Regions from separate parts of the Homo sapiens genome. Here all the other regions are linked to region 1. A link is a loop called in an ENCODE intact Hi-C map of the cell type or tissue named here. Cell type or tissue: heart right ventricle. All regions are shown on one strand. Each heading gives the region's core, and the rest is flanking DNA. Links, peaks and the distances in the headings are about the cores only. Region 1 overlaps CLIC5 (chloride intracellular channel 5). Region 2 has its middle 38 kb from the start of CLIC5. Region 3 holds the start of CLIC5 (chloride intracellular channel 5). Region 4 has its middle 22 kb from the start of CLIC5. Region 5 has its middle 40 kb from the start of ENPP4. Region 6 has its middle 36 kb from the start of ENPP5.

Region 1 (5,324 bases), core at 132-5,131:
GCTTTTGCTAGAAGGTTCAGTGCACCACCTGGATTTCACATCTTGTCATTTTCAGCCCCAGCTCTACCAAAAATGAGGGAATCTGTTCTACAGGTTAACTTATCCAGAGATATTCTCCCCTAAAGGTCAGCAGAAACTTGGAAAAAGTTTCCTCAAAGCTACGTCCTAACCACAGACAAGGGGTTATGAATGTAGTAATTGTATAAACCAACTGTGATACTTTCAACCTACACACACACAATGAAATGTAGACACACACACCCATGGACACACTATTGTACTTCTGTGGTCTGCATATCCTGTGCTTAGTGGGATATTGTGTCCCATCATGAATATATTGTGTCCCATCATGAATATAATTTTGCATGTAAGCACTTTCTTTTAGATTAATTGAAATGAGCCTGTCTAAGGAGGTATGTGATGGCCTTTGCCAGTACATAAGAACATCAGAACACACACGAAGTGCATAAGTGTGTGTGTGTGTGTGTGTGTGTGTGTAGAGAGAGAGAGATTGAGAAACGTATTTGGTTCCTATGTGTAGACTGCACAAAGACAAGAGGTGTTGGTTGCATAGGATGAGGTAACGGTAGGAAGAGGTGAAAGAACATTTAACTCATGTGCAAATCAGTTATTTAACGTTCCTTTATTCCCCAGGTCTTGATCTGCATCCAGGCCAGGCCAGGAGAACTCATTCTGGTCAGACAGCGGGAAATTCCACCACATGGAATGGTGTTGGTGGTCTCCGCTCTACTCCAGTCCAGGAGCCCACACAGCAAAATTCCACTAATGAATGCGCCCACCCACGCAGGGCCCAGCTCTCCCCACCCCCTTCTCCCCATGCCTGCCCCATTCAACAGGCCACGCCACCACCAACCGCCTTCCTTACAACTGCCCAAGGATTCGTTTCAGGAGCAAGATTTGTTAAATTATAAATTGGAAGCATCCACCTCAATAATGAACCAAATCAAAGACCCTCTGGAGGAATCCCTCAGGCAGCTCATGGGAGGGACCAGAGGAAGCATTTGCCCACTCCTCTCCCTCCTGCCCTCAGCCCCAAGGACCCTCCATGAGGGAGGAGACGAGGACATGCAAGTGCAGAGCCCACCAGACCTCCGAGGTGGGTCCCACCGAGCCTAGGTTATTTGTTTTTCCTTACAAGAATGCTAGTCAAAGCAAAACTTTAACCCAACAAACCAACAAACAAAATACCCCTAGTTGGCTATTTGCACACAGGGGTTGCCAAGGAAGGCAGCCTGAAGGGTCCCTTTGTGACCAGAGGCGTTTTTGAAAGGAGACAGCAATGGCTGCTTTATGAGGAAGTGGTGAGACGGTCACATGTTATCCGCATTGCTGTGGAGGTCGGCCTGACCACCCAGGAGCCTTCACCAAGATGGCCTGATAACAGCCCACCGTGGGGCTCCCAGGCCTCTGCAGCGGTCTTCCTGGGACCCAACTGTCCTCCAAAAGAACTGCTTCCAACAGAGTAGACATGGAGCCCCACGGCCACCTAAGTGACTCTGTTTCTGAGCATGCTACAGGGTAATTAGGTTTCACATTCCTGCTGCTTTTTACACACGGCCTTAGCTTTCTCATCAGGCCTGTGGCAGAGCACAAGGCAGAATGAGAAGGGGGGTGCCGCATCCATCCCCTGGATGGCCAGGCCCTCCAGACAGGGCCACTGTGACACGGGGGCTGGGGGCTGGGAGGGAGGAAGGGGAGAAGGCATGAAGCGCCTTATGATTGAAGTGGCTTGGAATAATAAATATACACACTCTTTTTTAAACGTGGCTCACCACATCCTGGGAATCTGGAAAAAATGCCCCACTTCACTGTCCCTCACCCTCCTCCCCACCTACCCCCCAGCAGCAGTGGCTTTCATGACGCCTGGGGGAAAGCACAGGGCCTTTGATAATAAGGGGCTTGTTAGTTCTAGGCTAACAGCCCTCCCAGGCCGCTCTGAATCCTTTCAAGCACTTTTTTATTTTAGGTCAAGGAAGTTCGTAAATGTAAAGACTCGAGATTGTAGAAGGAGAAGAGGAAAGGGAGAAAGAAGCATTTGGGGGTAGTTGTCATTGGGAGGGGCAGCCAGGGACCTCCTATGGTAGATCCGTCAGGCCTGGTGGACATGCCCTTCCCTTGGTGTGGGGGACAGATAATGGAAGGTGGCTTTGAGCCTTGAAGAAGACCTAGCCTTGTTTGAACCGTCTAAGCTTTGGCTTAGATAAAACTGAATCTTTGTATAGGAAGACCCTTTCGAATCCACAGGCCTTGAATAAATCACATCAGCTGGCTCTGGCGACGATTCCTCTGCCTGCCAGAAGAGGGCAGCACATGCTTCCTCATTACAGGGAAAGCTGGGCTGCCCAGTCCAAAGGGTGGACACTAGGTATGGAGGCGGGGGGAGCACTGTGAAATTAATAGCAGCAGCAGCAACAGCAGCAGCAATAGCTATCACATATTGGTGCCTACTGTGTGCCAGGAACTGTCCTAAGTGATTTATATGCATTAATTCATCTAATTAACATGACAAATCTTCAAGAGAGGGTGCTATTACAATCTCCATATTACCGTTGAGGAGGCTGAGGCATACTGAAATTAACAGAACTTGCTATTGTAGCCACGGACTGCCTAAGATTGAGGTCAGCAAATTACAGTCCAAGGACTAAATCCAGTTCACTGCCTACTTTCATGCTGCCCTCAAGCTAAGTATTGTTTTGTGTTTTACATTTTTGCATGGTTGGAAAAAAGTCAAAAGAAGAATAATATTTCATGAAGTGAGAATGATGTGAAATTCAAATTTCAGTGTCCACGAATGATGTTTTATTGGAACACAGCCCTATTTATTTGTTTACATATTATCTGTGGCTGCTTTATGATTCCTGCAGCAGAATTGAGCAGAGTCTGGTAGAGGCTATGTAGCTTGCAAAGCCTAAACTATTTACTATCTGACCCTATATAGAGAAAGTTTGCCAAGCCCTGACTTATGAGGAAGAGCTACCTGTTTCCAGGCAAGAGGGACAGAGAACAGAGTTGCTATTTACTGGAAATGGAGCTAGTATCGCTATCCCAGGGCAATTTAGAAGCAATGTTGAACTTGATTCACTTTTTTTCCAACAGGGCAGCTCAAGGTCAAGCAAAAGGAGGGTCTGACATGTCACTGAATAGCCTCAAGGAAGTAATAAAAGGTTAGATCTGGAAAGGACTGTGAAAGTCCACTATTATGTCTCAAGTCTAAGGTGCACATTTTTTTCACTCTTTAACATCTGTGAAATCAGGCAATGTCTTACAATCAAAATATGAGAGGTTAAGTGAAAACACTTTGTTTAAGTGATAGCATTTTGTTGTTGTTTCTTAGAGGTTTGTTTGTTTGTTTGTTTTTGAGATGGAATCTTGCTCTGTCACCCAGGCTAAAGTGCAGTGGCATGATCTTGGCTCACTGCGACCTCTGCCTCCCGGGTTTAAGTGGTTCTCCTGCCTCAGCCTCCCAACTAGCTGGAATTACAGGTGTGCGCCACCATGCTCGGCTAATTTTTTTGTAGTTTTAGTAGAGACTGGGTTTTGCCATTTGGCCAGGCTGATCTCAAACTCCTGACCTCAAGTGATCTGCCCACCTCGGCCTCCCAAAGTGCTGGGATTATAGGTGTGTGCCACTGTGCCCAGCCAGTATTTAAAATAATAGTGTCGTACAATCAATGACACCTTAGATTAGGCAGTTCCTGCCTCCAAAGATCCAGCCTCTTTTTGGTCCTTTCTGTTGATGGGATACTCACTTCTTTTGCTGGCAGTCCATTCTACAGATTTAATTTTAAAGTTTCTTTTCTTTTTTCTTTTTAGACGGAGTCTCATTCTGTCGCCAGGCTGGAGTGCAGTGGCACCATCTCGGTTCACTGCAACCTACAACTCCCTGGTTCAAGTAATTCTCCTGCCTCAACCTCTCAAGTAGATGGGATATAGGCACATGCCCCCACGACCAGCTAATTTTTGTATTTTTAGTAGAGACGGGGTTTCACCATGTTGGCCAGGACGGTCTCAAACTCGTGACCTCGTGATCGGCCTGCCTTGGCCTCCCAAAGTGCTGGGATTACAGGCGTGAGCCACCATGCCCGGCCTAATTGTAAACTTTCTAATGTTGAGCTGAAGTGTGTAAGCCTAAATTTTCTATACATCAAATGAGGATGATCTTGCTTAATACGTTTACTTTAAGAGTCTTAAGATCTTATTAAAAGGGAGCGAAGGGAAGGAAGCACTGTGACCCCCGGGGTAGGGAGGACCAGAGCCGGCTGCAGGAATCAGTCTGTCGGTGTGGTCACACCAGGCAGTCTGCAAGATGGGAGGACAGGGATGAGTTGTTGGGGACACAAACCATGAAAACCTGGAAGGAAAAGAAAGACCGCCAGTGATACAGATGAGTTCTTTTTCTAGCAGCATCAGCCAGGAGCATGACCCACTGCAGGTGGCACCTCTTAGAAGGAGAAGACAGGAGCAATTTGAAGATTCGGGCCTGAATGGAACAAGAAGACAAGGAAAGAGCGAGGAATGCACCTGTGGCTGGCTTGCCCCTGCTGCCTTATATGAGGGCTCTAGGAGATGAGGAAGGGAAATGAGAGAGGCAGGATGACAGTCATTGATATTGTGTTAATAAGAACCACAATGTCCTCCTTCAATCACGTTCCCATTCAGTGGGAATGATCATCCAAATTCTGAGATAAACTCACTGAGGTTCCTAGAATAACCCGAGAGTCTTCTTCCATTCTATGTGGCAGGGACAATCAATTTTTCCAGAATAAGCCCAGGGAGCTTCCAGGTTCCAGAAAGAGGAGCCTCTGATGTGAGCCTTAGGGAGGTGGAAACCTTGGCCTTTATTTGGAAACAGAACCAAGACTGCTCAGGGACCTGTGTGGCTAATGGCCACTTTTTTGTTCCAGCAACAAATTGGGAACCAGGAGGTGGTGGGAACTAGGGTACACTCCCTCGCCCTCTGGTAACCACGTTTGAGCTTGGATTGGAGAGAAAGGAGAAGCAGAGGGCTTAGCCCTAACCAGGTGCTTTTCATCTGGGGACATGTGTCCTGGATTTCCTGGGACAGTACCAATTTCTTATAATTTGATTATTTTCAATGAAGGCAATTTGTTAGGCATCTGATTTTCAGTTTGGAAAACATGGCCACTGCAGTTACAACTGATGAAGGGCAATGCAATCTGAGCACATGCCCAGCACGTCACAGATACCAAGGAAGGTTTTTAGGGCTTTCTTTCGGAAGTTAGAAGCACCTTATTAGGACAAGTATTTTAGGAAGAGTATGTTAGGACATCTCAGAGTCTTCC
Region 2 (5,324 bases), core at 272-5,271, 120 kb after region 1:
TGTGAGTCAAAAGTTCTGAAAATGGAGAATACCAACTACAAAAAGATTTTTCTGTCTGCCTTAGTCATCAACAGTGGCCCCCATCTCTGAACTCTTAGAACATAACTGAACAACCCAGTCTTAAATTATCAGCCCTTCTCTAGTGTTTACTGTCACTCTTTCCTCTCTTGCACTTGTAAGCTCCTTCAGGATAGAAATTGAGGCTCCCACTTGTGTATGCCCTGGCCCTTGGGGCAATGGTACTCCACTCTCCATAAACATTTGTTGAGTTGAGTTATGTTGGCCAGGAACTTGGAGACCTGCTTGCTAGCACAATTATCTCAGTGTGATGGGGGGCAAATTACTTAACCTCTCTGGGCCAGTTTCTATGCATCTAAAACAAGTAAGTTGGTTCAAATGACATCTAAGGTCCTTTCCAGATAAAGATTGCTGAGTCTCTTGTTTCTCTAGCTCAAGTCTTCACTTGTAAAGTGAGGATAAAGTCTTGATTTAGCTCTACGTGCAATCCATAAGACGGTTAGGGTTTCTCTCCTTTTTTTTCTGTGTTTTTCCCTGTGATTCTGCAGTTGGGGCAATCTCTAAGTTTAGGATGACTGGGCAACCAGCCACATGATATGGTTAGAGAATGCTCAAATGTCTTTTCCCTTTCACGTTCTAACTGCTGTGACATGGCAACTGAGTTTCACAATAATAATAATTCCTTGTATTTGTTTAGTGCTTTACATTTTATAAAATACCATCTCATATATTTTATCTTTTGATGCTCAAAACTACCTCATAAAATAAAAAAAGCAGATATTATTCCCATATCACAGATATGGAAATTGGGGCTCAAATAATTCAATTTGCCTAATGGCACCCAGCTATTATGTTAGTCTGAATTCAGCCTGGGTGTTCTTTCCACTGCACTGACTATCTGAGATAAACCATCATCTCCACAAAGTAAATCTGTTACTTGGGTGTGAGTGGTATTTAGGACCCATTGACTCAGCCTCCTTTTGCACCTGCATTCAGCAAACATTGTTAATGTCTACTGTTTTGCACTCCCAGGGCTAGCATGACACTGATAAATTAGTCTAGTATTTTCCATAGTATATTTCTTGGAACACAAAAATGATGAGATTTCCCTGAAAAAAAAAAAAAGAAGAAATTCTTGTGGTCAAATAATTGAGAAATGCTTCATACCACACCCCCTCTTTGAGATTTGCAGGACCTATTCTTGTTTGCAAATTGAAGTGCTGAAAAGCCTTGCAGTAAAGGGTCCTGTTTACACACTTCACATTCACCAGCTCCCAAGCTGTATTTAGAACCCTTTGCTCATGCACAATGATTGAAATATTACTGTCTGCAGATTATCCTGAGATCCTGCTGAAATAAGAGTAGAGAAGTAGGAAAAGGAACAATCTTACAACAGTTAAGAAAATAAGACAGTGTCACCAATGACAAGGGTTGTTGACAAACTTCTGGAAGAGAGAAGATAGGTAGGAAAATGTTGAGAGATAATAGAGTACAGAAAATATTATAGCTCAGAATAAACCCTAAGGTAGGTACAGAGGAGGTGGGGGCCCTGTTCTTTTCCAGGACCCTAGAGAAGCTGTCAGCTTGGAGTTGGCCCATCCCACAGTGGGTGGGAGGTATGATATGGGACTCCATTGGAGGGAGTCAGTGAAATTCTATCCTAGAACAACTTTGCCAGACAGCAGCCAACTCCCACATCCCAGCTCTGTGCAGTGCACTGGGAGCCTTTTACCTGTGGCCTCTACATGGAAAGTTCCCTCCACAGGCAGCCATTTGAGGGTGTGGGGAGAGCTTGTGCTTCCAGTCTCGGTGTGGAGGTGCCAGGGTAAAGACTTTCTCTTTCTGGCATCTGGAGATCCATTCCCTGATCACCCCAAAGGAATGATGATTGACTTGGCCTCCCCTGCCACTCGGCCCTTATGATGTAGTACAGGACACTTTGGAAAAGGAACAATCAGAGAATAAGATCAGAGTTATTAAAAATTAAGAACATAACTGCTAAAAATGAAAAATTTAATAGAAGAGCTAGAAATAAGGAAAGCCTCTGAAATCATTGAGCAAAAAAGCAAATAAAAATATGAGAGAAATGACTAGAGACAGAGGCCAAATACAGAAGGGTCAACCTCCAACTAATAGGAGTTGCAGAGAGAGAGAGAGGAGAGACACTGGAGGGCAGGGCCTGATACACATATGCATTCAGTATAATCATTCCGTGACAGACCGCAAACAGGCAAAGTCCTGCCCCTGGAGCTGGGTGACAGGCTGGTAGGGCAGATGGACAACCAATAAATAAAGCACAATGCCAGTGATATAAAGAAAACAGGAGAATAAGGAAACAGAAATTCAGAGGTGCTATATTAGATGGTGAGGAGGATGTTTGAGCAGAACGGAGTGAGGAATTGAGCCGTGCCCAGTTAACACTTGCTAAATGAATAAAAGGATGAAAGTATGTAGGTGGAAGAGTGATGTGCACAACCTCATATTGCTCAGGCCTATACTGAACAGTGCTGCTAGATGATCTCTGAAGTTGCTTATAATTTAGAAAGTGGCCTTCCCTCCCACCCAGTAAATGTACTTTAATCGTTGAGGTCGGTATTAATGATTTCTGGGAACTCATCACGTCCCATGATGTGTTGGAAAACACCAGGCAATGCTTTATCACAGTCTGTGCTTCTTAGCAAACTATTTCCTCTCAGCTTTCCTGGAAGCTGGGGTTTTATACTATGGCTATTTTTAGTTGTTGTCGCAGTGGCTGCTGGGACCAATTGCCTAAGGAGTTTGACGAGAACTTTACCCTGGGGAGAGGCATTCCTCTCTGCAGTGTTGCCCTGAAGAGCCCTGTAATTGAGATTTGACCATTTACAACCTCTGAGAACTAGATACCATATCATGAAATGCAAGATCAGGTAGCTTTGCTGTGTGCTCAGCAGTCAGCAAGAAACTGTCCAAAGTTATTTTGACCAGTGGATCATTCATTTGGTCAGTTCCTATTCAAAACCTTTGACTGAGATAAAGAAGCCTGTTTTGCTTTGGAATTGATGCTTGGGAAGCTCCAGGTGGGGGTAGGCTGGGGGATGTTTGCCCTCAAAATGATTTTTCACAAGAGTACCCCAGACTTGTGTGTTCCTTCACAGCCAGTCAAACGAGGGACCGACTGGCATTCAGGAAAGCAACCTGAAAGATCTAGTTGGGATATTCTGGCAGGTATCTAATCTGCCAGCACTTGCCCTTCCTTCTCTGCTCCAAGGCAATGAGAACAAGACTGGCTATAAAACCCACCACTGCCAAAACCATCTTCCCAAAGCACACTTCTGACCTTGCAAAGTCCCTGTTTAAAACCCTCAGATTCTCCCTGCCACAGACCAAACACACTCTAAAAGTCTTAGCTGCTACTCAAAGGCCTCCTGTGATCCAAGCTAATCCCTGGGTATAATTTCATTTCTCCAGCTCCTCCACTTTCAACCCCCTTATGCATCATCCAAATATTATTGAATGTTCCCTATAAACGAGTGATGATTTCCCACCTCGATGCCTTTTATAGACTATTTGTGTCTCCCCCACACCCCTGACAACAAATTCATATGTTGAATCCCTAACCACTATTATGGCTATATTTGGAGTTGGGGCCTCTAAGGAAGTAATTAAGGCTGAATGAGGCCATAGGGCGGGGGCCTGATCCAATAGGTTTACTATCCTTTTAAGAAGAGAACCAGAGAGCTTTCTCTTTCATTTCCATGTGGAGATACAGCAAGACGGTGGCTGTCTGCAAGCCAGGAGGAAAGTCTTCACCAGAAACTGATCATGCTGGCACATTGATGGTGAACTTTTATCCAGAACCGTGAAAAAATAAGTTTCTGTTGCTTCAGCCATGCAGTCTGTGTGGTTTTGTCATGGCAGCCTGAGATGACCAGTGCAATGTTTTGGTGTATGCAGTCTGTCTTCACAAAGGGTCCTTTTTTGCTATTACCATTTGGGCCAAACCTTTCAAAGAGATGTTCCCTTTTCTGTAAACTTTTCTCTGATTTTCTTAGCCATTGACAATCTCATCTTCTAAATTCCCGAAGAACATTGTCAGTTCTTTTCTTTCTTTCTTTCTTTCTTTTTTTGAGACAGAGTCTCGCTCTTGTCACCCAGGCTGGAGTGCAGTGGCGCCATCTCAGCTCACTGAAACCTCCGCCTTCCAGGTTCAAGTAATTCTCACACCTCAGCCTCCTGAGTAGCTGGAATTACAGGTGCCCACCAACATGCCTGGCTAATTTTTCTATTTTTAGTAGAGACGGTGTTTCACCACGTTGGCCAGGCTGGCTTGGAACTCCAGACCTCAGGTGATCTGCCCACTTCAGCCTCCCAAAGTGCTGGGAAAACAGGCGTGAACCACCAAGCCCGGCTAATTTTTGTACTTTTAGTAGAGATGGGGTTTTGCCATGTTGGCCAGGCTGGTGTGGAACTCCTGACCTCAGGTGATCTGCCCGCCTCGGCCTCCCAAAGTGCTGGGATTACAGGCGTGAGCCACCGCGCCAGGCCATCAGTACTTTTCTTTTGAAAAATTTCACTTTTTGATTTAATAATAGTTACTTGTAAATACAAAATCTTTCTGAGCTGAAGACCTGTGAAGGCAAGAACAGTGTCTTTTTCCCCCTCATGTCTCCCATAAGCATCTTGCACCGCATCTCTCACACATGGGAGCTGGTGGCTGTCCTTTACTGAGTGCCTCTCTGTGCTAGGCATGTGTGAGATGTGAAGTGTTCAGCTGGAATCCTCACAGTCCATCTGAGGATTACAACTCTTACAAGGAAGGTGTTGTCTTCTCATTTAAAACATGGTGAAACTTACTGTATGATGCCCTTTGTATGAGGTACCTAGAGTAGCCAAACACAGAGACAGAAAGTAAAGTGGTTATTGGCTGGGGCTATGGGAAGAGGTGAATGGGGAGTGACTGTTTAATAGGTACAGCCTTTGAATTGTGCAAAACAAAAGTTCTCTGAGTGTATGGTAGTGATTGTAGCACAACAGTCTGAGTACATTTGATGCCACTGAACTGTACACTTAAAAATGGTGCAGATGTTAAATTTTACGTTATGTATATTTTTACCTCAATGTAAAAAATAGTAAAAACTGAGGCACAGAGAAGGAAAGTAATTTGACTAAGATCATCAAACTAGAAAGGGGTAGTGCTTAGATATGAGCCCTGTCTGCCCACCCCTCTTGTATGGTGTTTTTTGAGGGGTCTTCTTTCCCTGTTGCTTAAATGTTGGTGTTCCTCAGGGCTCCATACTTAGCCCTCTTGAATTCTGGGCTCAGAATTG
Region 3 (5,324 bases), core at 145-5,144, 85 kb after region 1:
TCTCCAACACTGCCAACAAGAAAATTCCAAAGGTGCAGGTAGAATCGGTCTCCACACCTAGGAGTGGGGCAAAGGGCTCCTTTGGTTCTAAAGAACCTATTTGTGTTTCAAATATCTTTCAGAAACTTGACACCTTGAAACTACCACTCTCAAGGAATCTGAGTAAGTCCTAGAATCGCTTTCTTCAAGGAGAGCAGCAAGACTCATCGCTTTGTTAAAGCTCTCCCTATTCACCCCTAGGGCCCAGGCCTGGATGCTGGGGTTCAGAACACCCCCTTGCTGCCCTAAGGTCCAACACTACCCAGCATCAGACGAGAAATGACCTCCTTTATTACCTGGGTCTGCCAAAGGACCTGGAAATCCAGCCTGGGGTGGGGGTGGGGGGAGTCCCAGAAACCAAAGGAGCACACAGGGGCCACAGTGGGAAGAGAACAGGCTGAAGAAAGCAAGTGTCACTAAATGTCAGGTGTAAGCTTGAAAAATAAACACAAAGAATGTAAAACCCAGCAGAAGAAATTTAACAAACCTTTGTGGTAGGCTGGGACAACGGAGACAGATCACGTACCAAGTGTAAAGTAAGTCACATTTTAAGAGTCAGAAAGTACCAAAGACCACAGATTGTTATCAAGGTTTATGTAGATCTCATACTTTTTGCAAACATCTATTTAATTAGCTTGTAGAGAAGGATCTTTTGGGCAAAATAACATTTTCCCAATTCCAGGGAATATTTATGCCTTTTAAATTCTGCCAGGAGGCCCCTGACAGGCACCAGTGACTCTTCCCTTCTCAGCGATCTGCATATTTCTAGGGAAACTTTGCACTGAGAGAGTTTTCCCCCTTTGTGAAAGGTCTTGGCGCCCAGGCAGTCCCCGACTTCCCCTCCCCCAAGTCCTGGCGACTGTTTCTGCTCAGCCCTGGAGGCTACTCTCCCGCAGCCTCAGGTTTCCCTACTTCTGCAGCGTCGGCACCAAGGGCTGATCAAATGTTTCTTTCTCCTTACACCGGCGGACCGGGAAACGCCGCCGCAGCCTCGCCTCCATCCTTCCTCCTACAGGTTGCAAATAAAGTACAGCAGCTCTGACATTAGGCAGTTTCTGTCCAAGGAGCAAGGTGACTTCATTTAATTTGCACTGTGCTCCTTCATCCCTGTCTGCATCAGGTTGAACGGGAGGCTCTCCCTACTACCAAACGCCTAACATTTCCTTGATACTGCCTTGAAAAATCATGATTATGACAAAAATAATAACGTCGGAGAATGGAGTGCTTGTTTTCTGCTTTGCAAGTCACCAAGCAAGAAAACACTTTTGTCTCCTTGGCTTTTATTTTAGGATCTCTGAGCGAAAGAGAGAAAGAGAATTTTAAGAAATGTCATTTTCGCTTTGCCAAAGATCATTGTGTCAATAACGTTTCTCTCCCATTCCTCCCCCTCCTCCCGTTTTAAAGGAAAGGTTCACGGGTCCAGCCAGGTTTCTGCCGCATCCCGACACCTGGAGACGTCTTTCAGGACCAGCCTGAATCGCGTCCGGGCTGGGCTCTGGACTCGGACTCGCAGCGGTGACAGCGGAGGCGGGGACGGGGGTGGACAAACTGCGGATCAACTCTCCGAGAAGACGGCCACCTGCCGGAACCTGCCTTCCTCCATTCCGCCCAGGAGCCTCGCAGCGGGGCGCTGGCCTGCGGAAAGGCCACGGGGGAGCACAGGGCTCCGCGCCGCCCTCCTGGGAGGGTCCGGAGTCCAGCGCACCCCGAGCCCTGGTGGGTGAGCCCGGCGGGAGGCGCGGCAGGTGCGGCGGGAGACTGGACCCCGACCTACCTTCACAAAGAGCTCGATCTCGGGGTCCCTGTCGTCCCCGTTAGCTGTCGCCGAGTCTGTCATGCCGTTGGCGCCCGGGGCTACCGTCCCGGGCCGGGGAGGCGCCACCTCTGCAGCACCTGGGCCAGCACTCTGCGCTCCTGCCGCTGCCCAGCGGGGCTCCTCTTCAGGGCGGTGTTTAATTTTTCACAAAACCATCTATTCTCCAGCCCGAGCAGCGGGGTCTGAGAGATCAGTGTCCCAGATGCTCACATGAAAAGGAGCGAAGCCGGGAGGAGGCGGGGGGCCACGGGGAAAGCCGGGTTAAGGGAATGACAACAGGTCGTGGGAGCAACAAGTGCCGGGCTGCCCGGAGGTGTCACAGGATCCGCGACTGTCAGCGATCCCGCCGCCGCCAACGCGCCCAAAATAGCCGGCGGCTGCAGGGCGGGGTCAGCCGGGCGGGGACGCGGCGGGGACACCCCGGCAGCTCGGGCCTGGGCCGGGCCACGGCCCCCCGCCCCAAGACCCCGCAGGGCAGGAGGCGGAGACAGAGCTGGTCCTGGCAAAGCCACCAAGGCCAAGAGGATGTCCTGGGGGCGGATAATGAGGCGAAGGCAGAAAGAGTCGAGGAGAAGGGGAAGGGGAAGAGGAAGGGGAAAGGGGAAGGGGAAGAGGAAGGGGAAAGGGGAAGGGGAAGAGGAAGGGGAAAGGGGAAGGGGAAGAGGAAGGGGAAAGGGGAAGGGGAAGAGGAAGGGGAAAGGGGAAGGGGAAGGAAGAGAGGAGATGGCTCTCAAGTCTTCTGTTTCTTTAATAAAGCGTCAGCTCCTCCGAGTTACTCCACTACCAGCCTTACCCACTTGGAAAGCCCTTCCTGTCTTAGTGATGCTCAGAACCCCCACCAAAAGGGGCATTTGCCATCCTTGGGCTAAGCAAAAGGAGAGTAGGGTGCTGGGGACGGGCAGGGCAGGGCAGGGGTGGCTCCTGGGGCAGAGGGGTGAGTCAACCCGGTCAGGTGCGGCTTCCATGCCTTTCAGCCTTCTGGGTTTGTTTATTTTTCTTCTCCCTTCTTTCATTTTCTTTCTATTTCTTCCTTTATTTTCTGATCTTACTTCATTCCCGTTCTCTTCTGGTTGTTTTAGTGAAGTAGGATGCAAACACAGAAAAGATGCACATATCTTAGGTGTATGCCTCAATGAATTTTCACAATCCAACCCACCCATGTAACGAGCGCCAGATGAAGAATAAAATGTTAGCCACAGCCCTAGAAGCTCCTCCTGCTCTCTCCTCTCCACATCTTTTCTCCCGTCTCCACTGTCCCAGGGTAACCATTATTCTGGCTTGTAGCAGCATAGGATCTTTTTGCCTGGAATGTTGGTGTCTGGCTTCTTTCGCTCATTACTATGTTTGTGAGATTCATCCATTGTGCTATGTGTAGTTGTGTATCATCCATTTTCACCGACACACTTACTTATTCATTCTTCTGTCAATGGACATTTGTGCAGGTGACTATCATGACTACTCTGTCACGAACATTCTCTCTATCAAACATCTTTTGGTTGGATTCACAGACACTTTTCTCTTGGATGTATACTTAGGAGTGGACTTGCTGAGTTGTAGTGTATAAGAATGCTCTCCTTGTGTAAACACTGCCATAGGTTTTCTAAAGTGGTTGCACCAACAGACATTCCCACCCTTCAGTTCTTTAAAAAATAATTATTGAATGTTTTGCACCAGAATCTGGTGGAATTCTCTTTGTCTTCTTTGCCTTCTCTTTAATTAATCCTGTTTGTGCTATGTCCTTCCTTACTAAAAACATGTATTTGTTTAATAGCTTTATTAAAAAATTTATCGCTTAATAAAAAAATAAGTAATAATACTTATTATGTGCTAGGCAAAAATGTTGAGCACTTTACATGTGTGAACTTGTATAATATTTACAAATAGTATAATGATCCCAATTTTACAAGTGGGGAAACTGAGACATGAAGTATTTAAGTAACTTATCCCTAGTCATTCAGCTAGGAAATGGTGAAGTCAGGATTTAAACCCAGACAGACTTGAGCCTGTCCTCTCAACTGCTCTACAAACTGCTTTTCTTAGTGCACACTATGGAAGTGCACACTTTGAGGAAACAAAGGCATGGTTTTAACGGTCTTAACAGAGATCAAAATCCCTTTCAGAATAATAGTTACATGAAATGAAAACTAAGGCTGCCACATGAATTGGGAAGATGAAGGAGCTATACAAGCTGTCACGTAAAGATACTATTTACCATGGTTGGGGTGAGGAGAGGAAAAGGCTTCATGGAGCAAAAGGCACTTTAGCTGAACCTTCCTGAAAGGTCAGGCATCTGATAGGCAAAGAAAAGGGAAAGATGTCCTCACTACCCTTTATGGCAGGCTGTGTCCCCACAGACTCTCAGTGCAAATTCCTCCTTCCTGAAGAAAGCAGTCACCAAGCCCAACGTGCAACTCTCTTGGTACATTATAACTTAATCAAGGTGATGTTTAATTGCTTTCCTCCTGCTTGGCTTCAGGCTTACATCACCAAAGCCTTTAGAGAAACAGTCACCTTCACAGCTGTACATTCTGCACCAATGACTACATACTTTAGGGAAGGACCAAGGTTACAGAGGGAGACTGGTGCCTTCGCTGCATGATGCACAGACTCAGAACATCCCTGCACTGAAGTGTAGGCAATATTCTTAATGGCAATGTGGCAGTAGCAAATAAAATTATATGCATAAAATGTCTTCGAGGGTTTTGGTTTTTTGTTTTTTGTTTTAATGAAAAATGTGTTACACGTATTTTCGATCATTTCCTTGGCTATGATCTAAACAATGTGTGGTATGACTTCTCTTTCCTTAATCCCAAACCTATCAGAGTTAACTTTCATTTTATCTTCTCCAAATATCTACTGCTATTGTAAATTTGGACAGATCTCTTTCAATAACATTTTATAGGAAATATCTCCCATTTGGACATCCCTGCAGATAACTTATAGTTTTGATATTATAAAGCTTCATGCTGCAAAAAAAATAATTCTTCTTTGGTCATAAACTATTTCTGTGCATATTTTCCATTTTCAATTTCATATTATGCCTTAGCTCAAGATAAAAGGACTTTACTTTGTACCCTTTAATGTTAAAGAATAATTGGTTAGAGTCAATTCTAGCTTTGTCTGGAGAAAAACACTATATGTCTAATTCCAGCCCATAGTTTCACAAATGTGGTGCAAGTTTTGAATAAATTTTTACCAGGAAAGTACTTTAAAAACACATTTAGTGCTCACTTTGGCAGCACATATTCTAAAATGGAAACCATACAGAGAAGATTGGCATGGCTCCAATGAAAGGGTGACATGCAAATCTGTGTGACATTCATATTTTTGTATGACTGTTGAAAGTGAAAACTATAACATATCTGATAGCATTTTTAATATATTTAGATTCAATAATATGACCACTGCAGCATAAAGGGTAAAGGGCAAGGAATTTATACAGTTGTAAGGTTTATATACTTTACTTGAT
Region 4 (5,324 bases), core at 120-5,119, 110 kb after region 1:
CTGTTTTATATTGTCTTTCTTAGAAGATAGCAGAAGTTTTCAAGCCACTGAGTAATATTAGAGGAAGAAAAAAGAAACTAAGAGAGCAGAAACTATTTTTCTTTCAGTAAATAGCTTTTTGACTAAATAACAAGGTGAGTCATTTGTTTCAGGGTGTATTGTTTAAACAAATATATTGTTTAATGACTCCCTGGCTATTGTCCGATGCCTCAATGCCTTTTAAACACATAACTCTGCCTGAACTTCCCTATCACTGGCTCCATCTCTACTGTTGTGTTGGTTTGTTTGCCTCTGGATATTGAATCTTGCAGAATTGTGTCTGAAAATCTAACAGAGACTCACATCAAAACTGCACACAGTCTGCATCTCCTCTGGGCTCTCACTTTGGTCATTTGGGCTGAGTAATTAATGATTTGTACAATTGCTCAACTTACTCTAAAGGACAATAGTTTGACTGGGACACTGAGCAGACCCAGGGCTGTGTTGCAGCCAGAGCTGGTGGTTTTCTTTTTTCTTTTATTTTCTTTTTTTTTTTAAGATGGATTCTCCCTCTGTCACCAGGCTGGAGTGCAGTGGTGCGATCTCAGCTCACTGCAACCTCTGCCTCCTAGGTTCAACTGATTCTCCTGCCTCAGCCTCCCAAGTAGCTGGGACTACAGGTGCGTGCCACCACACCCAGCTAATTTTTTTGTATTTTTAGTAGAGATGGGGTTTCACCATGTTGGCCAGGATGGTCTCAATCTCTTCACCTTGTGATCTGCCTGCCTCGGCCTCCCAAAGTGCTGGGATTACAGGCGTGAGCAAGCATGCCCTGCCCAGAGTTGGTTTTTAATGACTCCTCCCCACCCAAAGGGCCTCCCCTGCACCTTACTTGTGCTCAAATTCTCAAATCCCACCTTGCTTGGAGGCCTTCTCTTAACGATCTTTCAAACTCAGGATCGCTCCTATTGTTTCATTTGGCAACTATTTATTATTTGGCAGTTTATTTATTTTACCCCTTTTGTTTAATCCCAAATTGTGTTTTATTATTAGTTTTCCTTTCATTCTTGTCTTGTCTCCCCACCTAGACTGCAAGGTCTTTTTTTTTTTTTTTTTTTTTGAGACGGAGTCTCATTCTGCCGCCCAGGCTGGAGTGCAGTTGGCGCGGTCTCGGTTCACTGCAAGCTCTGCCTCCCAGGTTCACACCATTCTCCTGCCTCAGCCTCCCGAGTAGCTGGGACTACAGGCGCCTGCCACCACGCCCAGCTAATTTTTTGTATTTTCAGTAGAGACGGGGTTTCACCATGTTAGCCAGAATGGTCTCCTTCTCCTGACCTCGTGTTCCGCCTGCCTCGGCCTCCCAAAGTGCTGGGATTACAGGCGTGAGCCACTGCGCCAGGCCGACTGCAAAGTCTTTGAGAATAGGACCACATCTTACAGTTATTTGTATTTATTCACAGTGTATACATAGTGCTGGAAATGTGCTCAGTATTTGTGGAATAATGAATACCTATTGAATGAATTCAGTGGCATTTTATAGTATCAAATGTTTTGCTGGTAGATTCCAAAGGGTTTGTAGTTTCCATACTTTATATGTTTTGTAGTATAAGAATTGTGATAGCTTGTTTCAAAAATAATAAGGGAAGTCTTGTTCTTAAGAATCACTGCACTCCAAATTCTCTATCTCCTTACTTAAAAATTTAAAATAAGATAATTAAAGTCTCCTTAGTATAGTCTATAAAAGTTGAAACACCAATTTTGAGATTCTTCCAGAAGAACAAGCAAGAAAAAAATACCTTCCCCCATTTTTTTTTCATCCTTAGTTTAACAACCCATATTCAACCAAAGGTCTTCATATTTTTCATACAGATGCCATGTGTCATTTCTTTTGCTTCCTTCATGCATATCCAAGGACCTTCATCATAAGAAGGACATCACTGTCATTCTGGCCGGTGAATGATTATTCATTTTTCCCCCTTTACTTACAACATGCTAAAGAGCTCTTTTGTATATCTGTGTCCAAACCTTGATTTGGTTCCAAAATCAAAATTACAATCTTTTGGTCACAATTTATCCACTGAATGGCATGCTCAGTCAGCTTGAAGGAGCAGATTGCTTCAGTTGTATTGTTGGGTGGAAAGGGCTGAGAGAGGGGGCCAAAAGACTATGCTCAGTAATAAATTAATGGAAGAACAAAGGAATGAATAAATAAATAAGTGAATGGATCACCTAAAGAATGGCACCAATGTCAGAGAGCTTCCTTGGTTTGCTGAACCAAGTTACCTTGAAACTTGATACATGTCACTTAAACTTCCTGATTTCCTTTTGCCCCAAGATGATGGCAATATCACCTGTCCTAATTATCTTACAGAATTATTTGGGTATGAAGTAAGATAATATGGGTAAAATTTTTATGTGTTGGGCACCCTATTTTGAATCAGGTGTCATTTAATGCTGAGGACAATAATTCCAATTAAGTATCAGTAGCACTATTCATTGATAAGGAAACCATGAATTGGAGAAGTTAGATGATTTGCCCAAGGATGAATATTCATTCATTCCTTACCTATCTTGGGTGTGCACCAGGGAAGTGGTAATTGCGGGCTAACTGAAGGTACAAGGGGGCTGAATAACTACAGAATCACAGGAAGGATTGGTATTTGGTTACAGGTAGGGATTCACCAAAAGACATTTTGCTGTGTGGGTGGAAGATAATACAATTACATTGAGAAGATTAGGCAAGTGACAATAAGCCTCAGGGAAAGAGGATGAGACCTAGGCCTTCAGATAGAGCCTGGGATTGGCCTCAGTGGGACTTTTTGTATTCATAGGACTCACTAATACTGGCTTATTATCTGGTAGAGCTCATTGGCCCAGTCCCTCTGGTAGCTATTCTTCAGTATTAGATATACTAATTCTCAAGTAGAAGGGACCCAGGAGCTCACTTGATCCTATGCCTTCATTTTTTCCTTTCACTTTCATAAATGAAAAAAAAATGAAGCACAGATAGATGTTTTGTCCAGTCAGTTAGCAGACTGCATGGCTGAATAATATTTGTTGTATAAATGAATGGATTTTGAACTCTAACTACAAAATCTAGGCTTTAGACTGAATGGCCCTGCCTTTCAGAGAGGTGCTTCCCACCCAGGTGGGTCCTCATGCCCCATGATCCCCTTAGTTGTGCTCTGTCCTTGGGAGAAAGGGGACAACCCAGGCCTGCATTAGGTTGACTTCCCAGAGGCCCTTCTCTTGGATGATTTTCCAGCTTACACCATTCTTCACTGTTACTCTGCTAAAGTCAACATGTAAGAGCCATGAACAATGGAAATGAGAGTGAAAAAGAAAAGGAGAGAACTTAAGAAAGGGAAGTTTACTGGCATAAAAACCCTACTTCATGTCAACAGTTTTAGAAAAATTCAGTCAGTTCTAGTGGGCTCAGCCAGACTTAATCTACATTAATGAAAACCCACGTGTCTGGAGATTCTCTCTAGCACTCTCTTTCCCAGATTGGTTCATCTGGGGACATGCCTTTCTGAAACATTATGGCTTTCAGAAGATTTCCTAGTTTATACTAATTTAGATATTGTTTTCAAGTAACAGAGAAAATTGCTACAGCATCTGAACTATTTATCTTCCTAGATGTTGTAGTTAGAGCAAAAGCAGATGAGTTGGGAAAAGATAAATTCACTAAAATTACTTGTATCCTGGTATTAAGGTGATGAATAACTTATGATGATGTAACATCTATGTACTATGGAGATAAGAATATCATTAAATGCATACATAAGAATTTAGCTCTCAATAAGAAACTTATTTTAAAAGGATACAATCTTATAGGAATAAAAGAATACTATTTATAAATGAAGAATTATAACTCATTCATGCATAGAAAGCCAAATATTCTGAAGATAACAAAACTCTCTGTTCTTACAATAATAATTAAAATCTCCATAGTATATTCTATAAAATCTGAAACACTGATTTTAAGATTCTTCCAGAATAACATGAGGGAAAATATACTAAATTTATTTTTTCTAAAGGGATTGGTATTTACCTTCTGGATTTTAAAATATGTGACAATTACCAAAACATCATGACATTCAGTTAAAAGCAGGAAAAAGATGGGTGGAGACAATAGATATTTCCAAAGTAAATTTAGACCATAATAAGAACTTATTACATTAAAAAAACCAGATATACATAGGCAAGAAGTGATCAGTATTTAATACAGAGGACAATCAGGTCATGGTGCAGAGACGGCATTAGATTCATTCCTCATATTATATATTATAATAAATTTTGGTCAAAGCAAAATAAACATAAGCATAAAATAAACATAAAAAGAAAACGAATAAAATAAGCATATTATTTTCAATTAAAGAAGAAAAAACATTTCTGATTTGCTGAGATATAATTATAAATAAAACAGATATGTTGGAATAAAAAACAAAAGGGATTGTAAGGAAGTTAAAAAATTGTAAGTTATAAATGTTAAAAAGGAAGCTCTACTCTTAAGAAATGAACAGAGAATTCATCTAATTAAGGTCAGTATTCAGCTTTTCTTCAAAATGAGATCATAGGAAATAAATGGAGGGCATACACATAAGGAAATGCAGACAATAAATCAGCACATGGAAAAATGTTCAGTCTCAATAGCAACTAAAGAGATGTAAACAAAAAACCTTTAAAACACCACAGCATATCAGTTAAGTAACTGTAAACCCTGGCAATTCAGACAATGAGCTTTGGAATCAGATAGATGTAGATATGGATCCTGCCTTGCCACTTTTTAGCTGTGTCTTTGATTCAGGGTCCCAACCTCTCAGCATCCATTTTCTAATCAGTAGCATACAGCTATTATACTTAAAGGATTAGTGTGAGGATAAAATGATTAATGTAAATAAACCATTCAGTACAGTATCTGGCACATATTGAATGTTTCCGTTAATGGTAGGCAGCAATAGTGGTGGTGGAAGATAATGATGATGGTACTAGTGCTGGTAATGGTGGTGGTGAAAATGATGGTGACGGTAGCATGTGATGACACTGTTGTTTGTTGGTGGTGTTGTTGAAGACAACGCGATTGGTAGTATTTGATTTGTTGCTCATAGTGTTAATAATGGTGATAATAGCTGATCATGGTGATGGCATTGGTGGAGGTGATGGGAATGATGGTGGATGAGGCTTGGTGGTGGTACAGATAGTAGTACAGGTGGTGGTAATGGTAGCGGAACACAGTAATAGTGGTGGTGGTGAAAGTAATGGCGCTGGCATTGTTGGTAGTGGGCTTGATGATGATGATGGTGGTGAATGATGATGGTGATGTGGTAGAGGTTGCATTGATA
Region 5 (5,324 bases), core at 245-5,244, 160 kb after region 1:
CACATCTCTTCATAAATGCTTACTTGCATATGATCCCCAAATTTCACCATACTTTCTTGCTTCTCAAATTGAACATGGTCATCCATATTTTGCCTCATGATTACATTGGTTGGCCCACCTCAGTGCTGTCTATTTTAGATTATACAATCTGGAAGAGGTCCTAGAGGAGCTTGGGTAAAATTCATCTATGTTGTTTTATTACTTAGAGGAGATGAGGAAGGAAAACACAAAAGGGGACATTAAATATTGCAAAACTGAGACAGATGGAATCTTCTTCACTGAAACCATCTTGTTTGATAGGTTTATTTAAATAAACTTAATAAAGAAATTGAGCACCCAAACACCACCATTACACCAAAACAATATGATAGGATGAACTAAATACCCTCAAGCTTTGAGGCAGGGCTTCCCCTGCTTCATCCTCTCCCTGCCCCTACTGCTCTGCCCTGGCACTGTCATCTTACTTAGGTTGGGACCCAACCCCAGCACCTGACTCTCAGAAATGACCTTCACCTGGCCCAAGTCCTTCCTTATTCACGGTGGGTCTAGTTTCTTCCCTTCTCATCCCCTCTCTGCGGACTCCATCATGACCAAATCCTCCTTGTCTGACCACTTTAGTAGCTCTCTAACACTTCTCTAGAACCTCCAGTATAGAAGAGAAACATCTCAAAGCAGATGAACCTGCTGATACCTGATATCCAAATACTGAGGAGCCCAGATAGCCAACTTCAAAGAGGGAAAGAGAGAGTGGGCATCCTCTGAGTCAGGGTGTTGCAGATAAAGACAATGCTACATTTTGATGAGTTTCGAAGGAACTGGTGTTAATGCTAAGTGTACTAAATAACTAATGAAGAATAAACGAGCTGCATATTTGTCATCACTATCATTCTGCCTAAAGGAAATGTGCTTTCTGCTATGGCCAATTTGAGTCCATTGAGCTTTCTCACCCCAGGTTCTTTTTAATTATGTTTCTCTACCTTTGACAGTTTTATTTTGTGATTTGAAGGGTTTTGGGATTTTATCATTTAGGGATTTTCTTCTCCAAAGACATCTGGGAAGTTTGGTCTTATATTATAAAACCAAAGCAAACTCTATCAGCGTACTCTCTCGCTCTCTTTCTGTGTGTGTGTGTGTGTGTGTGTGTGTGTGTGTGACACTGTATAATATATACTTCTCAATATAGTATATATTATAAAAATTGTTACTCTGAACCATCCAGGAAAGATAAAGAAAGTACTTAAGGCTTTGGAAATACCACTTGACTCCTATAATTTCACTGGTATGGGGACACATGCCCCAAATTATCTGTCCCTTCATACTTCAGTTTTATAGTACTCCACAAGAAACACACATTTAGCTTGAAATATATACACAGCTGTCATTTTGAATTTCTTGGATTCCTGTGTAGTGTCAAAGATGTATGTATTTTATATCAAGAAGATTTCTTTCTGATTATGAAGATAGTTTATGTTTACTATAGAAAAAGATAAGAAAAATAATCTGCATTTCCACTACCCAAAGATAATTATGTTAACATTCTCTAACTCCTTTTCTACCCATAAGTATCTATATTTTTAAAATTGAAATCATGTACATTTTTATTCTTTTTTAAAAAGAAAGAAGACATTATATAATGTGTATACATTAAATTTAAGCATTTATACAAGACCAGCAAATATTTTCAAATGGTAAATACTCAAATACTAGCTAATCTCATTTGTTGATTTAGAAGATTCAAAGATATCTTTCTTTATTTTTGAGCCAAATGACTTTTTAAAAGGCAGAGGATTTTGCTTGAACAAGTGATCGTCCCAACAAATCAGGTAATAAATAAGAACATCTTCTCTCATTCTTGTCCCTATGCACTTCCCAGGCTGTGATATGGTGACTTTACAAAGCACAAAGGGTAATTAATGCTTGCAGCAGGGAAGGGCTCACTTAATGTTTTGCATGGTGCCTTAAGATTTTGTCTAATTTTCCTTTAAATTTACCTATTAATAGATACTGTACTCAATTGATCTATGCATATTTAAATTCTATTTTGGTGTTGGTTTACATTTGGGTAAGGAGTGGGTAGAAGTAGGGGACAAAGAAGGCAAATTACAGAATTGTGGCACTAGAAAAAGCAACCATCAAGGTTTTAGTGAAGTATTTATTGTTTAACAGAAGTCATGAAGATGAAGGGAGAATGAACTGCATATTGTTTTAGCAAAATGCAACATGGAGTAAGAAAAACTTTGGTGCCAAACAGATCTCAGTGTAAATGCTGCCTCTACTGCTTGCTTATGCAGGTGACCTTGGGCACAATCATCTAAATTTTCCCAGTCTTCATTTTCTTATTTGTAAAAATGAAGGTAACATGCTTCAGGAGGTTAAGGAACATTCTAGAACCCTATGCAATAATGTTTGTGGCCAGACGATTTCAGGAGGGTCCATGAACTCTCAGAAATGTTAACTATCACTGTGATTCATTCCACTTTCCCTGCCTGGATACTCACACCTCGCATGCCCATGTGGGAGGGGTAGAATTTGCTATCGGGTGACACAAATCCTTTTCTTTATTGTGGGTAGAAAGATTAAATGACATACAATATGTAAAATCTTGAAGCCTGGCAGATTACACAGGTGTGTTCAGTGACTGTTTCCTCCCCTTCTCCCACAACTAAGCCACATCAACTTTCTTATGAGTTCACAATGAAGATTCTGGAGGGGAAAAAATAATGTACGGGTAACATGAGTAATTTCAACATGTGAGCATATTAATGGAACTTAGTTCTGCTTTGTATTCCATTTATTATTATACATTTTGGGACATATTTTCTTTTAACGACGCTGATAGTTACTCTAAATCTTGATGATTACATTTTGCAGTAATTGCCACCTTCAAAAGACATTAACAGACAGTATTTTTCGTGATTTGCACAGGAATGCAGTAAGCCAGGCTGCTTTCTGCTGTTTGTAATAAGATTAGGGTGCATGTCCCCCAACAGCTGACACTAAACTTCTAGCACTAAAATTTGCTTCCATTACTTAAAAACGACAACAAAAAACGAAATATATGCTCTATAAAAAAGTAGGTCTGTAGAGTTAGAAAAATACCAGATGTCTATAATTGAAGCTGATGGCAGATAATACAATAAAAATGAACACGTTTTATATCAAAGGTAAAAACTTGAAATATCCAAGAAGGGATCAGGTGTGAAATCACCTTCAGGATTTGAAAACTCTGAATGTTTTTCTGCATGTATAATCCACCAGGTGGCACTGTTGCCTGCTTTCGGCTCCGACCCCAACGCCTCCTCCAGAGCTGAGTTTGTTTAGGTCTAGGTCAGAGCTAGTTCATAGATTCGTCAACTTGATGGGTTTTTTTTTTTTTTCCACTTCCCAATTATTTTGCTTTGAAGATAAAATGCCTCAAATTCTAAACTTATGTTAAAAATATTTGATCTATGTGTCACTTTAGTTTGGAGCTCAATTCGCCTTTTACTTATTTTTTACAGTTCATTTAACAACCCACATTTAATTTTTAAAAAATGTTTAGATTGACAAGTAAAAATTGTATATACTTATGATGCACAACACGATGCCTTAATATGTGTATACATTGTGGAATAGTCAAATCAAGCCACTTAACATACGTATTAACTCACATACTTATTTTTTGCCTGTGCAATGAGAACACTTAAAATCTATTCTTTTAGAAATTTTCAAATATACAATGCATTAAATTAAGTTTAACCTAAAGCTGACTTCTTACATGTTTTAGGTTCAGCCTAAAGGTTTCTCTGTACATAGTGAAATGTAACCTAATGTGGTGTGTAAACAGACTGTAACCTACTCTTGCAACAATCAGCAAGTTTTGGCCAAAGATGGGCAACTCTTCAAACTTGTGATCAAATAAGGCAAACAACAAGCTGTTATCAATCCAGCTGTTTAGGTACCTCACCTCCATTTTCTGGAGGTCACTTTCCTTTTTCTGTCTGTAAATCCTCTCCAACCACATGGCAGCGCGAAGTTGCTCTGAACCTATTCTGGTTGGGGATGCTGCCTGATTCACACATCTTCTTTGAGCGATTAAGCTCTACTGAATTTAATTTGTTTAAGGTATTTTAACACATGTATTGTAGTACTAGATGGGTACAATATGTCTCTTGAACTTATCCCTCCTGTCTAACTCAAATTTTGCATCTTTGACCAACATCTCCCAAGTCCCCTAACCCACCAACCTCTTGCCACCACCATGTTACTCTCAGTTTCTATGAGTTTCACTGTTTTACACTCCACATATAAGTGAGATCATGTGGTAGTATTTGTTTTTCTGTCCTGGCTTATTTCACTTAACATAATGTCCTCCAGTTTCATCCATGTGGTTGCAAATGACAGGATTTCCTTTTTTTTAAAGGCTAAACAGGGCTTAGCATGGTGGCTCATGCCTGTAATCCCAGCACTTTGGGAGTCTAAGGCAGGAGGATTACCTGAGCTCAGTTGAAGACCACCCTGGGCAACAGGGAAAGACCCCATCTCTGCAAAGATTAAAAAATAAAAATTAACTGGATATGGCAGTGCATGCCTGTGGTCCCAGCTACTTGGGAGGTTGAGGAGGGAGGATTGCTTGAGCCCAGGAGGTCGAGGCTGCAGTGAGCCATGTTCATACCAAAAAATGCCAAATATAATTCCATTGTGTATATATGTCACATTTTCTTTATCCATTCATCTGTTGTTGGACAGAGGTTAATTCCATATCTTAGGTATTGTGAATAATGCCTCAATAAGCATGAGAGTGCAGATATATTTTTGACATACTGATTTTATATCCTTTAGATATATAGCCAGTAGAGGAATTACTGGACCTTATGGTAGTTCTATTTTTAATATTTTTAGGAACCTCCATACTGTTCTCAATATGGCTGTACTAATTGACATTCCTACCAACAGTGGGCAAGCGTCCCCTTTTCTCCTCATCCTCACCAACACTTGTTATCTTTCCTCTTTTTGATGATAGCCATTCTAGCCGGTGTGAGGTGATAACAACTCTTAGGAGCTTGTGAAGAACATTCAATCTTCACAACTACTCTATACGCAATTCATTTTTCTATTGTACACCTGAGGAAATTGAGTTTTGGGTAAATTGATTTGTCCAAGGTCAGGCAGACAATAAGCAGAGAAGCCAGACCTGAATCCAAGAGTATTTGAATCCAAAACCCACGTTTTCACACTATAATAACTCAGTTTCCTACAGGAAATGATTATTAAATTCTAATGGTGTCTTCTGAGACTTGCTAGAGAAACAAGAACAAGATAAGCATTTTTAAACAATGCCAATT
Region 6 (5,324 bases), core at 212-5,211, 280 kb after region 1:
TCACCCAGGCTGGAGTGCAGTGGCGTGATCTCAGCTCACTACAACCTCTGCCTCCTGGGTTCACACCATTCTCCTGCCTCTGCCTCCCTAGTAGCTGGGACTACAGGTGCCCACGACCATGTCTGGTAAATTTTTTGTATTTTTAGTAGAGACAGCGTTTCACCGTGTTAGCCAGGATGGTCTTGATCTCCTGACATTGCGATCTGTCCACCTCAGCCTCCCAAAGTGCTGGGATTACAGGTGTGAGCCACCAGCACCCAGCCTCTTCCTCTTCTTATAAGGACACCAGTTCTACTGGGTTAAGGCCCCACCCTTATGACCCCATTTAGCATTAATTACCTACCAAAAGGCCCTGTCTCCACATATAGTCCCATTGGGGGTTATGGCTTCAACATATGAATTTGGGGTTGGAGGTGGATATAATTCAGTCTGTAGTATTTCCTAACCACTAAATGCCTATAAAATGTAAGCTCAGTAAGGGCAGGGACTTGGGCTGTGTTTTTCACTGAGCTGTCTTATCTTTCCAAGGCCTGTTACAGTGCCTGGCACAGGCACATAGTAGACCCTCAATAAATGTTTGTTGAATGAATGAACGATGGTCTCTTCTCTCTGATGCTCTGAGATGGAGGAAATCGCTGAGAACAGATCAGGTAATGAGGCATTTTTTTTTTCCATAAGAGGTAGAAAGTTTTTATGTAGTGTTGTATAAAATATTTTTCAGTTTTATGATAAGATTTATAAAGATGCTCAGTCGTCACCACCAGCACGTGCACCATGTCCTCCCGCTGCTGCGTGCTCCTCTGCCAGTGGCAATGGAAGAAGAGATCCCCGCGCTCTTCATTGACAATGGCTCCGGCATGTGAAAAGCAGCTTTGCTGGGACAATGCCCTCCGAGCCATATTCCCCTCCATCATCGGGCACCCCCGGCACCAGGGCGTGATGGTGGGCATGGGCCAGAAGGACTCCTACGTGGGCGACCAGGCCCAGAGCAAGTGCGGCATCCTGACCCTGAAGTACCCCATCAAGCATGGCATCGTCACAAACTGGGACGACATGGAGAAGATCTGGCACCATGTTTTCTACAACGAGCTGTGCGTGGCCCTGGAGGAGCAGGTGGTGCTGCTGACCGAGGCCCCGCTAAACCCCAGGGCCAATAGGGAGAAGATGACTCAGATCATGTTTAAGACCTTCAACACCCAGGCCATGTACGTGGCCATTCAGGCCGTGCTGACCCTCCACAGCTCTGGTTGCACCACTGGCATTGTCATGGACTCTGGAGATGGGGTCACCCACACAGTGCCCATCTACGAGCGCCACACCCTCCCTCACACCATCTTGCATCTGGACCTGGCTGGCCAGGACCTTACTGACTACCTCATGAAGATCCCTACCTAGCGCAGCTATAGCTTCAACACCATGGCCAAGTGGAAAATCGTGCGCAACATCAAGGAGAAGCTATGCTATGTCGCTCTGGACTTCGAGTAGGAGATGGCCACTGCTGCATCCTCCTCCTCCCTGGAGAAGAGCTACGAGCTGCCTGACAGCCAGGCCATCATTATTAGCAATGAGCGGTTCCGGTGTCCGAGGCACTGTTCCAGCCTTCCTTCCTGGGCATGGAATCCTGTGGCATCCATGAAAGTACCTTCAACTCCATCATGAAGTGTGATATGGACATCCCCAAAGACCTGTACGCCAACACAGTGCTGTCTGGCGTCACCACCATGTACCCTGGCATCCCCAATAGGATGCAGAAGGAGATCACTGCCCTGGCATCCAGCACCATGAAGATCAAGATATCGTGCCCCCAGAGTGCAAGTACTTTGTGTGGATCGGTGGCTCCATCCTGGCCTCACTGTCCACCTTCCAGCAGATGTGGATTAGCAAGCAGGAGTACAACGAGTCGGGCCCCTCCATCATCCACCGCAAATGGACTGCGAGCAGATGCATAGCATTTGCTGCATGGGTTAATTCAGAAGTATAAATTTGCCCCTGGCAAATGCATATACCTCATGCTAGCCTCACGATACTGGAATAAGCCTTTGAAAAGAAACTGTCCTTGAAGCTTGTATCTGATATCAGCACTGGAGCATAGAACTTGTTGCTGATTTTGACTTTGTATTCCAGATAACTGTTGCCCTTGGTATTTGTTTAATACCCTGTACATATCTTTGATTTCACCCCTTAGTACACATGGCTTGGTCACTTCGTGGCTGAGGTAAGAATGTGCTTGTGGAAGACAAGTCTGTGGCTTTGTGAGTCTGCGTGGCCAGCAGTCTCTGATCTGTGCAGGGTATTAATGTGCCAGGGCTGTGTGTTCTGGGATTTCTCTAGAGGCTGGCAAGGGCTCCTGAACCAGTTGTTTCTGTCCTACCAGTCTGTCAGGGTTGGAAAAGTCCTCCAACTTTTATCTTAAAAAGCAGACTCCAATTTTTATCTTCAAGGGTACAGGAAAGAGAGAGGAAAAAAGGGCAGGGAAGGAAAGGCCCAGTGGGTAATGACAGACAACCTGTCCCCAGAAGCAGAGAAGGGGATGGGGGGTTTCCATGTTCTTAGAATCCCCCTGACCTGATCTTCCTGAATTGGGCTGACAACCACCAGAGATTCCTTGAATCTTTGCTGTTGTCCTTAGACAGCCATAGGACCCAGAATTGTCCCTATTGATATTTAACCTGTAGAAGACGACCACCAGAACCAATGGCATAAAATCACAGCCATACCTGCAGAACCCAAGGCTGGCTAGCTGCTTGGACTTGCCCAGTCACTCCTTAATCTTGATCCTAGCACTATGGGAGGCTGAGGTAGGCACATCGCTTGAGCCCAGGAGTTCAAGACCAGCCTGGGCAATATGGTGAAACCCTCTGTACAAAAAATACAAAAATTAGCCAGGCACAGTGGCATGCACCTGTGGTCCCAGCTACTTGGGAGGCTGAGGTGGGAGGATCACCTGAGCCCAGGAGATTGAGGCTGCAGTGAGCCTCTGCACTCCAGCCTGGGTAACAGAGTGAGACCGTGTCTCCAAAAAAAAAAGTGACCCACATTTTACACATCTGCATTTTTACACCTCAGTTATTTTGTTAAGATTTTCCTCCAGTATTTATGACTGGTAGGTTAGCTATCTCTGGGCCTGAATAGGTCTGATACAGCCCTGTCTGAGCATAGGACACTGAGCTCTAGTATTTCTCATGTTTCTTTCTGCCTGTGGATCTATGAATCAAGGATCCCAATGCTGCCATCCACTGTACAATTTCAGAAACAAAGCATGGCAAGGAGAGCCAGCAAGGATCTCAACTCAACTTACCTGAGCACGCCACTCCTGGCAAGATCTGCCCACTGTTCCAGGAACAGAAACAATGTTCCACACAAACCGAGACTGAGACTGTGTGCTATGGTGGAAATCACTGTGCTGGTAACAGACACAGCAGGGCTAAGGCTCATACAAGGACAGGAGTGAACAGCAATGCCTAAGCACTCTTTTCAGCCTCCCGGAGATTTCACTCTTTGTTTTATTTCTGCCAAGCTCTCTGGTGTAGGGTACTTCACTCTTGACATTAGCTAGCTTCCTGTGGTGTTAAATGAGTTCAAATACTACAACATGGGTGACAGAATTTTATAAACCCTGAGGCACGATGACAATGTACAGGCTGGCTGTAGCTATGGCCACTCTACCCTTTCTTCTTGTCCAAATGTGGGGTGCAGTGCAGTGTTGAAAACTGTAGGCTCTGGACTCAGACTACCTGACATTGAAGCTTTAAGCTATTTATTTAACTTTTGCTCATCTAGGCTTCCTCATCTTAAAAATGAAGAAATACTAATAAGAATCAACTTTATGAGATGGTCTTGAGGTTTAACTGAGGAAAAATTCATGTAAAGGACAACACAGGGAACAAAATAGTTAATAGAAATATTAGTTGATATTCCTTAAGTGAACAGAGCTAGATGCTAACTTTTCTCTGGTTTCTTTTCCTTGATGTTATCTTTTCAACATGTTGCCTTGGCACTACCAGTAGATAGCCGTGGTCTAGCCAAAGGCCTGAATGAGAGCTATCTAGGGATTATGAGTTGTAACAAAACAACAAAATAGATAACGTACTTCTGTAGGCCAGGGTAGATTACTGTTCTAAAGGATGTCACCTGTAAGGCCTTGAGAAAAGTATAGGCTGTTAGAAAACTTTCTCCCAGCACTGTTACCATTTATGGGAAACTGATAGAGATATAACATCTACATTTGCTTGTCTCATCTCTGGCTACATTTGCTTGTCTCATCTCTGACACATTTCTTATTGTGACACATCCCATTGAGAGAAGAACTGCAAGTCTCTTTTCAGGAATTGTATGAATTCAATTTTCATACATTGAGATGAGAGGGTATGAATGAGTATGAAGTAGAATGTTTCTTTCAAGAGGACTCTGAGTCCTCAGGCAGTCTAGGGGATAATCAATGATATTTCTAGTGAAGAAAATGACTATGAAAGAAAGTCATTCAGATTTCTGGCTGCACATGGTCAATTAAACTCATAGTTTATTTTTACTCCCTTCAAAACCTTGTTAGAAAAAGGAAGAATGTTATAAGCCCACAAGGACAGGAAGAATTGCAACAACATTTTGGAAGCTAGAACGCTGAAGAAAGTTTGTTGCTTACTTCACAGATTAGAGACAGCTGAAATCTAACCAGGTTTCTTTGCATCAGCCTCCTCAGGAGGCAACCCAGGGGGATGATGCAAAGGAAAGAAGCTCAGTAATTTTAGGTGCCAGGTAACTCTGAAAGTGGGGTGAAGGTAGGACTAAAAATAGATTGTTTGACATAGAGAATAAAAGGCAACTAGAATCCTAGATCACTCTCCCATCCCCTTTCCACCTGAGAAGATGACTAGAGGCCAGATTCCCTGGAGATACCAAACTAGGAAGAATTGGGTACCAGGGATGCCAGCTACAGCTGAGGTGGGTATGAGACTGTACTGAAGACACTCTACGTACTGGGTGGCTCCCTTTTCTGTAAGCTCCTAGAATATTGGCCACTAGACTTAAACTCTCCAGGCAGGAGATTGAATGCCTCTTCTCTGAATAAACTGATTAGCCAAAGAGAAAAGCTATAAACATAGAGTTAGAAGTCCCACAGTGAAACTGCATATCCAGATCAACCCACCATGAAATTCAGTCAACAAGCTCCACTCATAATCACACAATCAATCCAATCACACTTTTCAGTGTTTCCCTAAAATATAAGCAAGGAATCAAGGACACTAAGACATTTGAGAAAAGCCTCTAAACAAGGTTTTACTAATCTCAACGCTACTAATATTTGGGGCTGGATAATCCTTGTTGTG

The links. A loop is a pair of places that touch in the nucleus more often than their neighbours do. Peaks named below come from ENCODE experiments on the same cell type or tissue, not always from the same donor. Only the 100,000 strongest peaks of a DNase experiment are listed, where the experiment ranks them.
Region 2: it touches region 1 in a loop (2.4-fold over the local background); 11 of 110 quality-filtered maps call a loop at or near these places.
Region 3: it touches region 1 in a loop (2.9-fold over the local background); 31 of 110 quality-filtered maps call a loop at or near these places.
Region 4: a loop joins it to region 1, with 2.9 times the contacts of the local background. A loop is called at or near these places in 6 of 110 quality-filtered maps.
Region 5: a loop joins it to region 1, with 9 times the contacts of the local background. A loop is called at or near these places in 18 of 110 quality-filtered maps.
Region 6: a loop joins it to region 1, with 2.6 times the contacts of the local background. A loop is called at or near these places in 10 of 110 quality-filtered maps.

Annotation. Positions count from the first base shown.
Region 1 is chr6:45,928,298-45,933,621 of GRCh38, forward strand. The region is part of intron 4 of CLIC5 (chloride intracellular channel 5); the gene reads right to left. Among named protein-coding and RNA genes, the nearest start is that of CLIC5, 85 kb to the right of the region's middle. In heart right ventricle, for the core only: CTCF peaks have their summits at 2,306 (motif pointing right) and 2,512; a DNase peak (open chromatin) is centred at 2,344; H3K27ac peaks cover 4,596 bases.
Region 2 is chr6:46,050,996-46,056,319 of GRCh38, forward strand. It overlaps a transcript of CLIC5 not described here. Among named protein-coding and RNA genes, the nearest start is that of CLIC5, 38 kb to the left of the region's middle. In heart right ventricle, for the core only: no CTCF peak of the experiment used is centred there; a DNase peak (open chromatin) is centred at 2,796; H3K27ac peaks cover 3,495 bases.
Region 3 is chr6:46,013,667-46,018,990 of GRCh38, forward strand. It overlaps CLIC5 (chloride intracellular channel 5), which reads right to left and starts at 2,194. Exons shown (of 6, transcript NM_016929.5): 1 at 1,814-2,194. The coding sequence starts at 1,876. It also overlaps the pseudogene RNU6-754P. RefSeq lists enhancers at 1,307-2,151, 2,152-2,996 and a silencer at 1,845-1,894. In heart right ventricle, for the core only: no CTCF peak of the experiment used is centred there; DNase peaks (open chromatin) are centred at 994, 1,550 and 2,175; H3K4me3 peaks cover 2,365 bases; H3K27ac peaks cover 3,163 bases.
Region 4 is chr6:46,035,229-46,040,552 of GRCh38, forward strand. It overlaps a transcript of CLIC5 not described here. Among named protein-coding and RNA genes, the nearest start is that of CLIC5, 22 kb to the left of the region's middle. In heart right ventricle, for the core only: no CTCF peak of the experiment used is centred there; no DNase peak of the experiment used is centred there; H3K27ac peaks cover 2,981 bases.
Region 5 is chr6:46,087,043-46,092,366 of GRCh38, forward strand. It overlaps a transcript of CLIC5 not described here. Among named protein-coding and RNA genes, the nearest start is that of ENPP4, 40 kb to the right of the region's middle. In heart right ventricle, for the core only: a CTCF peak has its summit at 3,250 (motif pointing right); a DNase peak (open chromatin) is centred at 3,273.
Region 6 is chr6:46,204,166-46,209,489 of GRCh38, forward strand. It overlaps the pseudogene ACTG1P9. Among named protein-coding and RNA genes, the nearest start is that of ENPP5, 36 kb to the left of the region's middle. In heart right ventricle, for the core only: a CTCF peak has its summit at 3,250 (motif pointing left); no DNase peak of the experiment used is centred there.